Linked DNA regions of Homo sapiens: region 2 is linked to region 1. Evidence: read pairs that join two places in POLR2A ChIA-PET (ENCODE). Cell type or tissue: A673. All regions are shown on one strand. Each heading gives the region's core, and the rest is flanking DNA. Links, peaks and the distances in the headings are about the cores only.

Region 1 (7,925 bases), core at 3,734-7,733:
ACCCAGCACCTGCCCCTGAGGAGCTCAGTGTCTGCCAGACTAAGGGCCACATCACACACACAGTCACCCACAATTCAGCTCCACACACGAAGGCCCCAACAGAATCCTCAATCCCTATCACGTTATCTCGTCCTTATGCACAACCATCATCTGGTGTCTTATTTAGTTGTTTGCTTCTATTTTGCTCGTCACCCGTTCAGGATGTAAAACCCATGACAGCAGGGTCTGATCTGTGTGGTTTGCCCCTAAATTCCTAGATATGACACAATCCTTGGAACATAGTATGTCCTCAATAAACATACTGAAGCAATGAATGAATGCATGCATGTATGCAAGTGGAGACACACAAGGGAACTCCATCCTTCTGGCTATCAGGCCTCTACCTCAAGACTCATCACCTCTCTGGCAAAGTACCAGGCCCCAGCCACTCTGGCAGGGTCCAAAGACGGCAGGCAGGGGCAGGAGATGGTGGAGGGGATCTCAGGAAGCCGGGGGAGATGGAGGTGGTAACAAAACCCAAGGATGAGTAAATGGCTCAGGCACCAAAGGGGAGAGCAGAGGTGGCAGTCACCCCCTACTTCCCATTAGGCAGCAGGAGGCAGTATATATGTGCAGACATTGCTCACTGACCCCAGGACATAGGATTCCAGAGAAGCATCAGAGGTGGCAAGTACCTGCCTTCAGGGAGCCCAGGCTGAGGGGCAGGAAGGCAATGGTTATGCTAAAGCCCCAGAGAACAGCTCCAGCTGCCCTGTGCCACCTGCCCCGTGCCACCTGCCCCAGGCTCTCTTTAAAGACAGGTGAAAGGAATCTACTGTGATTGGCATGGTACCCTCTGCTGCCCATACTTTTGAGTCTCCAGGGGCCCCAGGGCATCAAGGCCAGTCCAAGCATGCCAGAGGGGATGAAGGGAGGCACCAGGAGGGGTGGGGCTGTCTCAAGCCCAACACGTAGTCTGAGCTGCTTTCCCCAACCTGTTGCCAGAGCACCACCATCTGCCCAGTCAGGGGCAAAGGTGAGGGATCGGGGCTGAAATAAGGTTTCTATCCCCATCTATCCTCAGTGGCAACCAGGCACCCAGGCCAGGTCTCCTGCTCCTCGGGAACAAACTGGAACAGCCCCGCAGAGGCCCCGGAGCCCCACAGAGCACAGGCCTCTGGGGTCACGGCATCCACAGCCCTGGCTCCAAGTGGCCCAGCCAGGCATGGAGATGCAGGGGAAGAAAGAAAACCCATCTGTCTCCAGGACTCCCTTTCTCTCATCTCCTGAAACTTTAAAGACTCTCGGCTGGAAACTGAGCTGGGGCTCGTTAAAGTTTAAAAGCGGGAGCCTGGGCAGCTGGGTGTGGAGGGCACAGAGCCAGCCTGGGGGCTGAGGGCTTCTCTAGTCCCAGCAGGGACACAGCCTGGAGGCACCCTCCACTCCACTCTGGCTCATAAGGGTTCCTTGGCCTGCTTAGGATGCAGGCCCCATCCATGTACAGGATGGCTGTACATCCATGCCGTCCTGCATCCCAGCCTGCACAACACTTCACAGTGCGCACATCGCAAAGAGTTATGCTATAACCATCATATCCCGTCCATGATCATGCCTAAGGCTCTCTGGATTCCATCCCTTGCTCCATTCCCCACAACCTGGCTTTAAGGTGGGCCTTGGCACCTCTGCCCAGACAAATACAGCAGCAGCGCCCTCTTACCAGTCTCCCTGTCTAAAACCTTCCCCTGGCACCCCAGAGCCTCTAAGACTCAAGGCGTGGGGCCTCGGTCTAGCTCTCTAATCACCTCCAGCCCCCTGAGTTCTGAGCCTGCACTGAACCACCTCCCATTCTCCAAATGTACTACCCTGTGATCCACCTCTGGGCCTTTGCACAGCTGCTGCTCTGTATGGAATGCTCCCGACACGATCAAACTTGTAATCTTCATTCCCCACCCAAAAGGATCACCTGAACATTCCTCCTCCGTGGAGTTCCTTCCCTGACCCCCAAGGCTGATTCAGATGCCCTCTCTGGATTTCCAGAGCTCCTGTGACAAGTGTGTGTCTCAGCACCCAGCTGGAGGCTCCTTGAGGGCAGGGCTTGGATCTGATTGCCCTCTCCATCCCCCACCTCCAGCACAGGGCCAAGCAGAAAGAGGGTAATGATGGATGCTTGCTGAATGTGTGAATGAATGAAGTCTCTGAAGACAGGCAGGGCAGATAAGGAAGCTGAGTCCCAGGCAGAGAACTTGCCCAGGGCCACACAGCGAGGACTCTGGATCCTGGTGTTCTTTCCCCAACATCCTCAACCCAAACCAGGCACCTCCTCCAGGAAGACTTCCCTAACACCTCCAGCCACCTCTGATCTTTCCCTTGTCTGAGCTCCTCCAACCCAAAGTCTAGACACTGACTACCTGGGGTCATGCTCTCTGGGAGCCTGTTCCCCAAGGACAGCTCTGGAACTACTTCTTCCAGGTCCCCCCATGCCAAGTCAGAGCTGGAACCAGGCAGCTCAGGGCCTAACCCTGGATTCTGGATCCCCTTCTAGGGACCTCTCTGATGGCATAGACTGGCAAGACCTTAGCCACCATCCTCACTCTGTGTCCAGCAGGGCAGCCTCCCCTACGCTGGCCTAAGGTTAGGACAGCCTCTACAGACCACCTGCCCAGCAACTTCCTGTATGGGGAAACTGTGCCCCACAGCAGGCAGAGCCAAGCTAGAGCCTGAACTGACCCAGTCCAAGGCCCTAAAACTAGATGAAGTCATGCGCCTGCCACCGCCGATAAGAAGACTGACCCAGAAAGGTGAAATGACCCCCAAAGTCACATAGTGAGGACTGGACTCTTGCCCAGCTGGGTCTCCTCTAAGGTGCCCTCCCACAATGACACAGCACAGGGAGACCCACGGGCCCAATCATGTTAATAACCCAGCCCAAGGGAGTGGCGAGATCTCAGCCTTGGCGAGTCAAGGACCTAGGTCCTGATCTAGCTTCAGCCATGTCCGGCTGTTTGGCTGTGCACAAGTGAATTCCTGCTCTGAGCCTCAGTTTCCACATCTGCTTGATGGGATTAAGGAGACCTGTCCCACACGTGGCCCTGACCTTCCCCATGACCCTTTTAAGTCCCAGAGACTAGTAAGAGTGGGAAGGGCCTTGGAGACCCCTGAGCCATCTGGCATTTCATAGGGTGAGAGGGTGAGGTGCTGAGGGGTCATGAGCTGAGCACTGGCTTTGGTGTCTGGAACCCAGGTGGCCTGTGGTGTGGGGTAGGTGGACAGTGAGACAGGGCTGGGAGGGGCCGCCTGAGCTTTTCCCAAAGGGGAAGGGGAGGAGCAGCAGGACAGGAAGTCAGAGGAGACAGGTCCCCACTGCCCAGCTTCCTGTGGCCAGCAGAGCCTCAGGCTCTCAGCCACACCCCCTCCCACACCTGCTCCAGGGCCAGGTCTCTCCTGTCATGGGCTCAGGCTCTTATCAGGCCTCATTCCTGCCCCAAGGCTGCCTGTGCAGTGGGTAGGAGGTCACCTGGAACTGTCTGTCCTCTCTCCACCAGGGTCTGAAGACCTCTGAGGAGATACGCAGGTCTCCCCTGCCTCTCATGCGGCCAGCCTCAGGAGAACAGAGCACGTGAGCATCCAGGCCAGGGCCTCACAGGCCACGTCCTCTGCTGTCTGCCTGCTCCTCATCTCTCCCCAGCTGGGTGCTGAGTTCAGAGGCTCTTGGAGCCAAGAGGGCCCAATGGCACAGACGGGCAAGCAGCCCAGAGAGGGGCAGGAATGTGCCCAAGGTCACATGCAACAGCCAGGACTGGACCCCAGCTGGCCCTGGTTGAATGACTGACAGAAGCTCTTGGTCTCCCGTTTCTCACACCAATACAGGTGCCATGAGGAAGCTGACCTGGGCTTTGAGAGACCTGAGTTCAGGCTCCAAGCTGCCCCCTGCCTTGTACCCAGGATCCACATTCAGCATCTGTCCCTGGGACAGGGACTGAACTGTCAGGAGGTAGTGTCTGTCTCTTTTCCAGTATTCAGAGCACAGTGCAGCCCTGGGGCCAGGTCAGGCTGGAGGCCAGGAGGGAGGGAAGGGGTGGAGGTGGCCTCCAACAGCCCCTTTCTCTTTGTCCTGGCTCCAACTACTGGGCCTTGAGCCACAGTGGCTTCCAGGGACCTCTGGACCCAGGTAAGGGGAAGAGAGATGAGGAAGAGGAATTGAATCAGGTAGATAGCTAGGTGGAGTCCCACCCCCACCCTGGGATCAGGAGCACGGGGCATGTCCAGGGGTCAGCTGGCTTTCCCAGCTCTGGGGACAGGCCCAGAGCAGGCTGAGGCAGGAGAGGGGAGGGGGAAAGGGGGGCAGAAGCTCAGCAAACACCTGCAGTTGAGTCCCAGCCTCCTGGAGTGACCCAGTCATCCCCAGGGATTCTGGCTCCAGACCTGCTGGGTGACCTTGGCAAGCCACTCCCCTTTGTGGGCCTCGGCTTTCTCATCCATCAAACAAGAATAGGATGATGAGAACAACGCGTCCTCCAGGCCTTCAAAGAGTTATTGATGGGGTTAAAGGCCACAGTGTTGACTAAGATGCGAGCCCATGTGGAGAGGGGCAGGGGCTCTGGAGCCAGGCTGGCATGGGTTCCACTCTTGCCTCAGCTGTGGCATGACCTTAGGCAAATAACATTACCTCACTCAGCCTCAGTTTCTTTGTTTGTAACACAGAGACAAGACTACACTGCCCCAGACTAGCCTCGGGGTAAATTAGATGATGGGGAGAAATGCTTGGCTCAGAGCAGGGCTCTCATTATCAGAAATGGGATTATCTGCATGGAACCTGGGAGTCCTGCAATCTTGGGGATGGGAAGCTCACAGGCCTCTGTCCATCTCTCCCAGAGCTCCAACTAGCTGTGCTGAGAGGATCAGGAGTGGGAGCTGGCACCTTGGGGTGCCCATAACCAGGGTCCCAGCCTCCTTCCTGGGTCTGGGCTCTGCTCACCTCCTCTCCCCACCCTCTCTCCATTGTAGGGAGCAAAGCTGGGGAGGCACCCTGCAGGGAGAAGCAAGGCAGGAGGACTGCCAAGATGCTGTAGATCTGGGTTCCAGACCCAGCTCTGCTGAGACAGCTGTGTGACTCTAGGCAGGTCCCTGCCCCTCTCTGAGCCCCAGTATCCTTGCCTGCATCCCAGGGGCAGGAGGGGTATGACATAGGGATTACCAAGGGCTCTTTGGCACCTCCAACATCTGTTCAGTCTGAAAGAAAAGGAGGGTAGGGTCCTGGCTGCCCAGGGTGTATGCCTGTCCAGAAGCCTACAACACCCCAGTTTTTCCAAGTCCCCGCCACCCACAAGGAAGGCCACCTGACAAGTCTGATCTGGCCACGAGTGGTCTGTTGCAGTCAGCCTGGCCCCAGACCCACCAATTCCAGGCCTGGGCTGGGTAGGGTTTATTCATTAACCAAGCCAGATGGAGGAGGTAGCTCCGCCCTATTGACACAGAGGGTGGGAGTACTGGCCTCAGTTCAGACCCCTCCTCCTCTGACTTTCTGGAGTGCCAGCTTGGTGGGGAAACTACACTTCTCCCCCAGTGTGCACTGCCCGCCTGAAGCCTTTCCCAGGTCACAGTCAGGCTCTCGTGAATTCCCTTCTCACCTTTCATTCAATTTGTTCCTTGGTTCTTTCCTCCCCCCTCTCTTCCACCAATATCCCTGCTCTAACTGTGTTGGATGCTGGGGACGCAAAGAGGACAGGACCTGAGAGGCTGAAGCGGGTGGATCACTTGAGGTCAGGAGTTCAAGACCAGCCTGGCCAATGTGGTGAAACCCTATCTCTACTACAAATACAAAAATTAGCTGAGTGTGGTGGTGTGCACCAGCAGTCCCAGCTACTGCTGGGAGGCAGGAGAATCACTTGAACCTGGGAGGTGGAGATTGCAGTGAGCTAAGATCTCGCTACTACACTTCAGCCTGAGAGACAGAGTGAGGCTTCTCAAAAAAAAAAGAAAAAAGGATAGGAGACCTGTCCCTGCTCTCAGGGAACAACCAGCTGGGACATGCCAGCTGCCTTCCCCATCCCTGCTCCTCAGGCTCAGACACAGGTTCTGAGGCCCTGGGCAGCGAATCCCAAAGTGGGAGACACACATGGAAACCCAGAGGGAAAAACAGTCAGATGGCCAAGGTGCAGACAGAGTCAGAGGGGAGAAGGGGAGGCAGAAAGTGAAAAGCAGATAATCGTGTGGGGATGGACAGAACTATATGTAAATGATTAAGACAAAGTGAGGCAGAAGGGCTCAGGGTCAGAGGGGAAAGGTCAGACATCTCAGGTCTTGGTAAGGGGCCAAGATACATGCCTGAACTAAGTCTGAGACTAGGTCCCAGGCAGAAGGGGAGGGTGGACTCCTCCACATTTCCAGGAGGATAGCAGAAGGGAGAAGGCAAGGAAGAGGAAGGCGAAGGGCACAGCCTATTGCCAGAGCCCATTGCAAGGGGACCTACCAGCCCTGGAAATGCAGCACCCACAGCAACATCAGATGTGTTGGGGGCAGCTATTGAGGCCCTTAAACCAGAGTCTTCACGAGCCCCTGCCCCATCTGGTCCCCTGGGGGATATGCGTTCCCAGGGTCCCAAACCCCAAGCCTGCCCTGCACGGCAAAGAGAGGAGAATTGTGGGGTTGGGAAGAGCAGGGGAGATGGCTGTGAGCGACTGATGTGTCTGCAACTGCTCCCTATGTTGGCTTCCCTTGACCCCAGGCCCCTTCCTTCCCCAGCCCACCTGTAGCCTGGCTCTGTGCAAGGCAGGGGTATTGGAGCCCTGCCTTCAGGATCTGCCAGCCACAATCCTGAGTCCCTGCAGGAGGCTAAGGGAGCAGCCAGGGAGGGAGGGAAGGGAAAGAGCAAGAGCAGGGCATCGGGCAGTAAGGAATCGGGTCCTGGGCAACCCAGGGTGCAGAAAGCGGGGAAGGAGACCCAGCTCAGGCTGAGAACCAGGAATCAGGGAGAGAAGGGCCCAGTCTCCCACCTGGAGTAACTCAAGTCAGGAACCAGGTGCAGGCTTCCCCAGCAGAGGGGTCCCTGAGGGAGACCACTCTCCTAGAAGGGCCTGGCAGCAGCCCAGATCCCTGGAACAGGCAGGGGCATGCAGAAGCCTGGGTTCCAGCTGAGAGAGGCAGGGTGAGTCACTCCTGCTCTCCAGGCCTCGGTTGGCCCATCTGTGTGATGGGGCTTGGCCCAGCAGACTGTGTCTCCTCCCGGTCCCTGGAAGGAGACTCTCTCTGGGCCCAGATATACAGCCAGGTGTCTAGCCCGGAGAGAGGACCAGGAGACTCCGGGAGAGAGGCAGTAAGGGTGCAGTGGAGGCTGCAGGTATAGCGGGCAACCCTACCTTGATCTTGTGCAGCGTCCGATCCATCTCCACAGCCTGCACCCAGACAGACACCCCAGCCCTGCTATAGGTCAGGTTCCAGCCCACCTCAGCCTCACACTCTGACCGGAAGCTGCGAAAGTCTTGGTCATCGGGCACCTGGACACTCTCACGGCCCAGGACCGGCCGAGGCCCTTGGGGCTCTGTAGAGGCCGCCAGCTTCTCCATGGGGAGTGTGGGGAGGCCCAGGGCCCTGGTCCTAGTCCGGCTCTCCTGGGTCCTCCGCGGAGGCTCCGACAACGTCGACGCGGCTGCAGATGCTGACGCCACCTTCCTGGGACCTGCAAGACCGGTTTGGGGACGGGAATCAGTGCGCTGGGGGCGCGGGTGGGGCTGTTCGGGGTCCTGGCGGGTGGGGAGCTGGAGAGAGGTAGGGGCTGGCCCCAGGGAAGGGCGGACGGGCGCTGGACAGCCTCGGGGTCCCCCTCCCGAGGAGCGCCCCAGACCCCCTGGGGCCGGCGTGGGGACTGCGTATGGGACGCGGTGGCCGGCGGGCGCCCGTCGGGACCCAGGGACTGGCCGGGACCCGAGGGGAGGGACGGTGCGGCGGGG
Region 2 (7,925 bases), core at 1,971-5,970, 500 kb before region 1:
ATGTGGATATTCAGTTGTCCCAACATCATTTACTATTCTTTCCACATTATGTTTCATAATTTTTTCATTGAATGTTGGACATCACGTGTAGAACAGAAGAGACTGTAATAAATAGTATTTATGCCTAGAAATGAGCATGCCTCTCCTTTTCATAGGCTGTTTGTGTGGGTAATTGAGGTAATTTAGTCCAGATTTGATCTGGGTTTAGGTTTTATTGTTACTATGGTTACCTTCAGTGTACTATCAGATTTTTTTTTTTTTCTCTGTTGCCCAGACTCTGGAGTGCAGTGGCGTGATCTCGGCTCACTGCAAGCTCCACCTCCTGGGTTCACACCATTCTCCTGCCTCAGCCTCCCGAGTAGCTGGGACTATAGGCACCCGCCACCACGCCTGGCTAATTTTTTGTATTTTTAGTAGACACGGGGTTTCACCATGTTAGCCAGGATGGTCTCGATATCCTGACCTCGTGATGAACCCGCCTCGGCCTCCCAAAGTGCTGGGATTACAGGCGTGAGCCACCGCACCCGGCCTGCTATCAGCTTTGAATTCCTCTAGCATTACCTTATGGTTAGGGTGGAGGCTGGGTTGGTACAACTTTATCAATTTTTTTATGTTTCAAAATTGATTAATTTTCCTCATCTCTTGACTCTTTCTATTCTTTTTGTCCTCATGGGTAATTACTTTTTTTCCACATTTAAAAATTGTGAAAAAATATACATAATGTAAAATTTGCCATCGTAACCATTTATACATGTATAGTACAGCAGTATTAAATACACTTTAAGGCCGGGCATGGTGGCTCATGCCTGTAATCCCAGCACTTTGGGAGGCTGAGGCGGGCAGATCACCTGAGGTCGGGAGTTCGAGACCAGCCTGACCAACATGGAGAAACCCCGCCTCTGCTGAAAATACAAAATTAGCCAGGCGTAGTGGCACATGCCTGTAATCCCAGCTACTAGGGAGGCTGAGGCAGGAGAATTGCTTGAACCTGGGAGGCGGAGGTTGTGGTGAGTTGAGATCGCGCCATTGCACTCCAGCCTGGACAACAAGAGCAAAACTCCATCTCCAAAAATAAATAAATACACTTCATATTTTGTGCAACCATCACCACCGTCCATCTTCATAATTCTTTTCATCTTGAAAAACAGAAATTCTATACCCATGAAACAGTAGCTTCCTATTCCTTCGTCTCCACAGACTCTGGAAACCACCATTCTACCTTCTGTCTCTGTGATCTTAACAATTCTGTGTACTTCATATAAGTAGAATCATACAATATTTGTCTTTTTTGTTAATTTGTATGTGTGTGTGTGTGAGGCAGAGTTTCACTCTGTTGCATGAGCTGGAGTGCAGTGGTGTGATCATGGCTCGCTGCAACTTCAACCTCCCAGGCTTAAGTGACCCTTCTACCTCAGCCTCCCCGGTAGCTGGCATCACACGCAAGTGCTACCATACCCAGCTAATTTTTTTCATGTTTTTGTAGAGAAGGGGTCTTGCTATATTGCCCAGGCTGATCTTGAATTTCTGAGCCCCAGCAATGCTTTCACCTTAGCCTCCCAAAGTGCTGAGATTACAGATGTGAGCCACTATGCCTGGCCAACTTTGTCTTTTTGTGACTGGCTTATTTCACTTTGCATAATGTCCTTAAGGTTCATCCATATTGTAGCATATGTTAGAATTTCCTTCTTTTTTATGACTGAATAATATTCTATTGTATGTATATACTACATTTTGCTTATCTGTTATCTGTTGATGGATACTTGTGTTGCTTCCATGTTTTAGCTATTGTGAATAACGCTGCTCTATGGAATATGGGTATACAATATCTCTTTGGGACTCTGCTTTCAATTCTTTTGGTTATATACCCAGAAATGAAATTGCTGGATTATATGATAATTACATATGTAATTGTTTTAAGAACCTCCATATTGTTTTCGACAGTGGCTGTGTCATTTTACATTCCCGCCAACAGTGCAAAAGGGTTCCAACTTCTCCAAACCCTCATCAACACTTGTTATTTTCTGATTTTTAAAAATTGCAAACATCCTAATGGTCTGAGGTGGTGTCTCATTGTAGTTTTGATTCACATTTCCCTAATGATTACTGATGTTGAGTATGTGTTTTTGTGCTTATTGGCCATTTGTATATATTCTTTGGAAAAATATTTATTCAAATCCTTTGCCCATTTTAAATTATTTTTTATTGAAAAAATTGATACAGGGTCTTACTGTGTCAACCGGGAGGGAGTGTGGTGGCATGATCTCTGTTCACTGCAACCTCCATCTCCCGGGCTCAAGCAATCCTTCCACCACAACCTCTCAAGGAGCTGGGACCACAGGCATGCCCCACCACGCCCAGCTAATTTTTTTGTATTTTTGGTAGAGGTGGGGTTTTGCTATATTGTCCAACCTGGTCTCAAAACTCCTGGTCCCAAGCAATCTGATTACCTCCACCTCTCAAAGTGCTGGGCTTACAGGCGTGAACCATTGCGCCCAGCTCTTTGCCATTTTTTTTTTTTTTTTTTTTTGAGACAGAGTTCCGCTCTGTTGCCCAGGCTGGAGTGTAGTGGCGCGATCTCGGCTCACCACAACCTCCGCCTCCCAGGTTCAAGCAATTCTCCTGTCCAGGCCTCCTGAGTTGTTGGAACTACAGGCGCATGCCACCACGCCCAGCTAATTTTTTTGTATTTTTATTAGAGACGGGGTTTCACCATATTGGTCAGGCTGGTCTCCAATTCCTGACCTCAGGTGATCCACCCACCTCAGCCGCCCAAAGTGTTGGGATTACAGGCATGAGCCACCATGCCTGGCTCCATTTTTAAATCATGTTGTTTTGTTTTTTCACTGTTGAGATTTATGAGTTCTCTATATAGTGTGGATATTAATCTCTTATCATATGTGTAATTTGCAAATATTTTCTCCAATTCTGTGGGTTGCCTTTTTACTCTCTAGATAGTGTCTTTCATTGCACAGATTTTTAAAATTTTTATGAGCCCCAATTTATTTATTTTTTGTTGCCTGTGCCTTTGGTGTCATTTCCAAGAAATCACTGTCAAATTCACAGTTGTAAAGATTAGCCCTATATTTTCTTTTAGAATTTTATACTTTTAGGTCTTACATTTAGGTCTTTGTTCCATTTTGAGTTGATTTTTGTATATGGTTAGATAAGGGTCCAAATTTATCCTTTTGCATGTGGATATCCATATTTCCCAGCACCGATTGTTAAAAGACTGTTTTTTTCCCCATTGAATAATCTTGGCACCCATATAAAAAATCATTTGTTCATATATGCAAGCATTTACTTCTAGGCTGTGTATTCTATTCAATTGGTTTATATGTCTGTCTTTATGCCAGTATCATACTATTTGATTACTACAGCTTGTAATAAGTTTTCCAGTCAGGAAGTATGAGTCTTCCAGCTTTGTTCTTCTTTTTTTAAGATGATTCAGGGTCCCTTGAAGTTCCATATGAATTTTAGGATGGGTTTTTCTATTTCTGCTAAAAGCATCATTGGGATTTTGATAGGGATTGCACTGACTCTGTAGATTACTATGGAAACATTGATAAATTCTTGTATGTTGAATCATCCTTGCATTCCAGGAATAGATCCTACTTGGTCATGGTGTATAATCCTTTTAATATGCTGCTAAATGTGGTTTGCTAGTGTTTTGTTGAGTATTTTTGCATCAGTGCTCATAAAGGATATTGGCTTGTAGTTTTCTTTTCTTGTAGTGTCTTTGTGTGGCTTTGGTATCAGGGCCCCATAGAATGAGTTAGAAAGTGTTATCTCCTTTTTTTTTTAGGTTTGAGAAGGATTGGTGTTAGTTCTTTAAATGTTGGGTAGAATTCAGCAGTGCATCAGTTCCAGAGCTTTCATTTCTCAGGAGACTTTTTATTACTCATTCAATCTCCTTGCTAGTTATAGGTTTATTCAGATTTTCTATTTCTTTGTGATTTAGCTGTGATAGGTTTTGTGTTTGTAAAAATTTATCAGTTTCATCCAGGTTATCCAATTTGTTGGCATGTAATCGTTCATAGCACTCTCTTATAATCCTTTTTATTTCTGTAGAGTCACTAATAATGCCCTTGCTTTCATTTCTGATCTTAGTAATTTGACTCTTCTCCCTCTTTTGCTTAGTCCCTCTAGCTAAAGGTTTGTCAATTTATTGATCTTTTTAAAGAATCGATTTCTAGTTTCATTGATTTTCTCTGTTGTTTTCCTGTTCTTATGTTATTTCTCTTCTCATCTTTATTATGTCCTTCCTTCTGTTGGCTTTGAGTTTAGTTTGTTTTTGTTTTTCTAGTTCCTTAAATTGCAGGTTGTTGTTTGAGATCTTTTTTTTTAATGTAAGCATTTATAGCTATAAATTTCCTCCTTAGCACTGCTTTCACTGCATTCCATAAGTTTTGGTGTGGTGCATAAAGTTACAGGTCATTATCATGTATCTGTAAGTATTTTCTAATGTCTCTTGTGATTTCTTCAATTCATTGTTTGATTTTCATAATTTTATGAATTTTTGCCATTTTACTACTGTTACTGATTTCTAATTTATCTTGCTCTGTCAGAGAAAATGCTTTGATATCTATGTTTTAAATTCTAGGGCTGCGTTGGCAGCAGTGTCGGCGGTGGTGATGGCGGGTGGTGGGTGGGAAATGGCGGAGTATCTGGCTTCCATCTTCGGCACTGGGAAAGACAAAGTCAGCTGTTCATTTTATTTCAGAATTGGAGCATGTTGTCATGGAGACAGGTGCTCTCGGTTGCACAATAAACGGACGTTTAGACAGACCATTGCCCTCTTGAACATTTACGGTAACCCTCAAAACTCTTCCCTGTCTGCTGATGGTTTGCGCTGTGCCATGAGCGATGTTGAGATGCAGGAACACTATGATGAATTTTTTGAGGAGTTGTTGTTGTTGTTGTTGTTGTTTGAGATGGAGTTTTGCTTTGTTGCCCAGGCTGGAGTGCAGTGGCGCTATCTCGGCTCACTGCAAGCTCCGCCTCCTGGGTTCACGCCGTTCTCCTGCCTCAGCCTCCCGAGTAGCTGGGACTACAGGCGCCCGCCACCACGCCCGGCTAATTTTTTGTATTTTTAGTAGAAACAGGGTTTCACCGTGTTAGCCAGGATGGTCTCGATCTCCTGACCTCGTGATCCGCCCGCCTCGGCCTCCCAAAGTGCTAGGATTACAGGCATGAGCCACCGTGCCAGGCCTTTTGAGAGTTTTTTACAGAAATGGAGGAGAAGTATGGGGAAGTTGAAGAGATGAACGTCTGTGACAACCAGGGAGACCACCTGGTGGGGAACGTGTAGAACGTGTACGTCCTTTCGCCGTGAGGAAGATGCGGAAAAGGCTGTGATTGACTTGTATAACCGTTGGTTTAACGGACAGCCAATCCACGCCGAGCTGTCGCCTGTGACCGACTTCAGAGAAGCCTGCTGCAGTCAGTATGAGATGGGAGAATGCACACAAGGCAGCTTCTGCAACTTCATGCATTTGAAGCTCATTTCCAGAGAGCTGAGGCGGGAGCTGTATGGGTGCCATCCGAAGAAGCATAGATCAAGATCCCAGTCCCGGGAGCGTAGTTCTCGGTCTAGAGACCATGGCGGTGGCGGTGGTGGAGGCGGCGGCAGGCGGGAGCGTGACAGGAGGTGGTTGAGGGATCATGAAAGATCAGGGCAATTCTGAGCCATGCCATTTCTACCATATGTCTGCTAGAAAGTGTTGTGGTTGATTGACCAAACCAGATCATAAGGGGAATTTTTTTTTAAAACAACAACAACAAACCACAAAGTTAATTTTTTGAATAAAATTTGTTGTGATAACAGTAATAAATAAATAGATTCTATTGAGGCATTTTGTGGCCTAACATATGGTCTATCCTGAAAAATGTCCTGTGTACACTTGAGAAGAATGTATATGCTGTTGTTGTTGAGCACAGTGTTCTGTATATGCTCATTATATCTCGTTGGTTTATTGTCGTGTTTAAATCCTTTATTTCCTTACTTCTTTCTGGTTCTTCTATCTAATACTGAGAGTAGGGTATTGAAGACTCCAACTATTATTGTAGAACTTTCTATTTCTCCCTTTAGTTCTGCCAGTTTTTGTTTCATGTATTTTGATGGTCTTTTTAGGTATATAAATTTTCATAATTGTTGTATCTTATTCCTGTATTAAACCTTGTATTTATAATATTCTTGGCTGGGCCCCATGGCTCATGCCTGTAATCCCAGCAGTGTAGGAGGCCAAGGAAAGAGGATAGCTGGAGCCCAGGAATTTGAGACCAGCCTGGGCAACATAGTGATACCTCATCTCTACAAATAATTAAAAATATTTGCTGAGCATGGTGGTACATGTTTGTGGTCCTAGCTACTTGGGAGGCTGAAGTGGGAGGATCGCTTAAGCCCAGGTGGTTGAGATGGCAGTGAGCTGTGATCATGCCACTGCACTCCAGCCTAGGCCACAGAGACCTCGTCTTAAAAAATAATAATATAATGTTCTTTTCTCTTGTAAATTTTTAAAAAATGTCTTTAAAAAATTGAAGTGTATAGTGTCTGATGTTGGTATAAGCATTCCTGCTCTCTTTTGGTTACTATTTGCGTGGAATATGTTTTTTCCATCCTTTCACTTTCAATCTATTTGTCTCTTTGGAGCTAAAGTGAGACTCTGGTAGACAGCATATTGTTGGATTATGTTATTAAAATCAATTCTGACAATCTTTGCCTTTTGATTGGAGAGTTTAACCCATTAACATTTAAAGTTGACTGCGAGTGGTGGTTCATGCCTGCAATCCCAACACTTTGGGAAGTTGAGGCAGGTGGATCACCTGAGGTCATGGGTTTGAGCCCAGCCTGGCCAACATGGTGAAACCCCATCTCTACTAAAAATACAAAAATTACTAACTCTGCATCTTCTCTAAGACATTATGATTACTTTCTAAATTTCCCAGTATATGCAATTGCTTTTGAATATCCTAGTCTTAAATGTCTGGCTACCAACAGGAAGTAAAAGAGAAAAATGAAGAGGGAGGGAAGGGTGCAAGCACATTAATCCTAGACAGCACTTCAGCCAGAGGGGCTTGCTACAATGGGAGGAGGTATAAGAATAATGGTCTCTGCCTCTTTTTATGCCTGTGATCAGAAGTAGCAATCAGAGCACAGATCCTAAGTATTTGAAAGACAGGGTCCTTTTGCCCCTCCTGGCTCCTGGAAGCTGCATTCCAGCTGTTCTAGGAACACGTGCACAGCTGCCTGCCATGGGGCTGGGAGGTGGGGGATGGGTAGTTGTTACTGTGCTAAGAGTTGAAATTGAACAAAATTAACCACAATTTATCATCTAAGCCTTCCCTGGGAAGTCGCAGAACTCCAATAGACTCCAGAGCTCCAAAATAGTTACATCAGACAAATTCTGCCACTGTAATTGTCTGGGTGGGGAGACAGATTCCTGATGCTTCCTACTCTGGCATCTTCCCAGAATCCTCTGGGTATTTACCTTTTAAAAAATTATTTTACTCTTTTTTTTTGTGTGTGTGGGGGGTGTCTAAGGTGGGGAGCATACTATATAGTGCTTAATCTGCCATACTTTTTTCTCTTTTTTCCTTCCTTTTCCTCGCTTTGCCCTAGTATTTTATGTAGATTGTGTTGGTTGACTTCTCAATTTTGCCCACAGGTTAAAATATATCTAAATAGGGTTATGATAGAACCAGAGGAAGAATGCTCATCACACAGAGATCCTTGATATGGAACAAGTTGTAGCAACTGATGAGACTTTGCTATGTTTATCTTTGTAAGAGTAAATTGCTCTGTGCAAGGGATAGGTGGCATTACGTAGCGTGAAGTTTTTTTTGAAAATACAGGTTTGGGAAGATCTATATTGTTGTTGGGTTAAGTCTGAAGATTCTGAGAATATTTGGAAGAGAGAGATTATAAT

Evidence for each region. ChIA-PET counts read pairs that join two places held together with the same protein. Peaks named below come from ENCODE experiments on the same cell type or tissue, not always from the same donor. Only the 100,000 strongest peaks of a DNase experiment are listed, where the experiment ranks them.
Region 2: POLR2A ChIA-PET joins it to region 1 with 5 read pairs; 1 of 35 experiments calls an interaction of 5 or more read pairs at or near these places.

The regions. Positions count from the first base shown.
Region 1 is chr11:72,773,641-72,781,565 of GRCh38, forward strand. STARD10 (StAR related lipid transfer domain containing 10) reads right to left here. Exons shown (of 7, transcript NM_006645.3): 2 at 7,335-7,654. The coding sequence starts at 7,541. Among named protein-coding and RNA genes, the nearest start is that of MIR4692, 5.9 kb to the right of the region's middle. RefSeq lists an enhancer at 1,124-1,623 and a silencer at 7,831-7,925. In A673, for the core only: no CTCF peak of the experiment used is centred there; no DNase peak of the experiment used is centred there; H3K4me3 peaks cover 195 bases.
Region 2 is chr11:72,275,499-72,283,423 of GRCh38, forward strand. It overlaps the pseudogene LOC401703. Among named protein-coding and RNA genes, the nearest start is that of PHOX2A, 35 kb to the left of the region's middle. In A673, for the core only: no CTCF peak of the experiment used is centred there; a DNase peak (open chromatin) is centred at 3,633.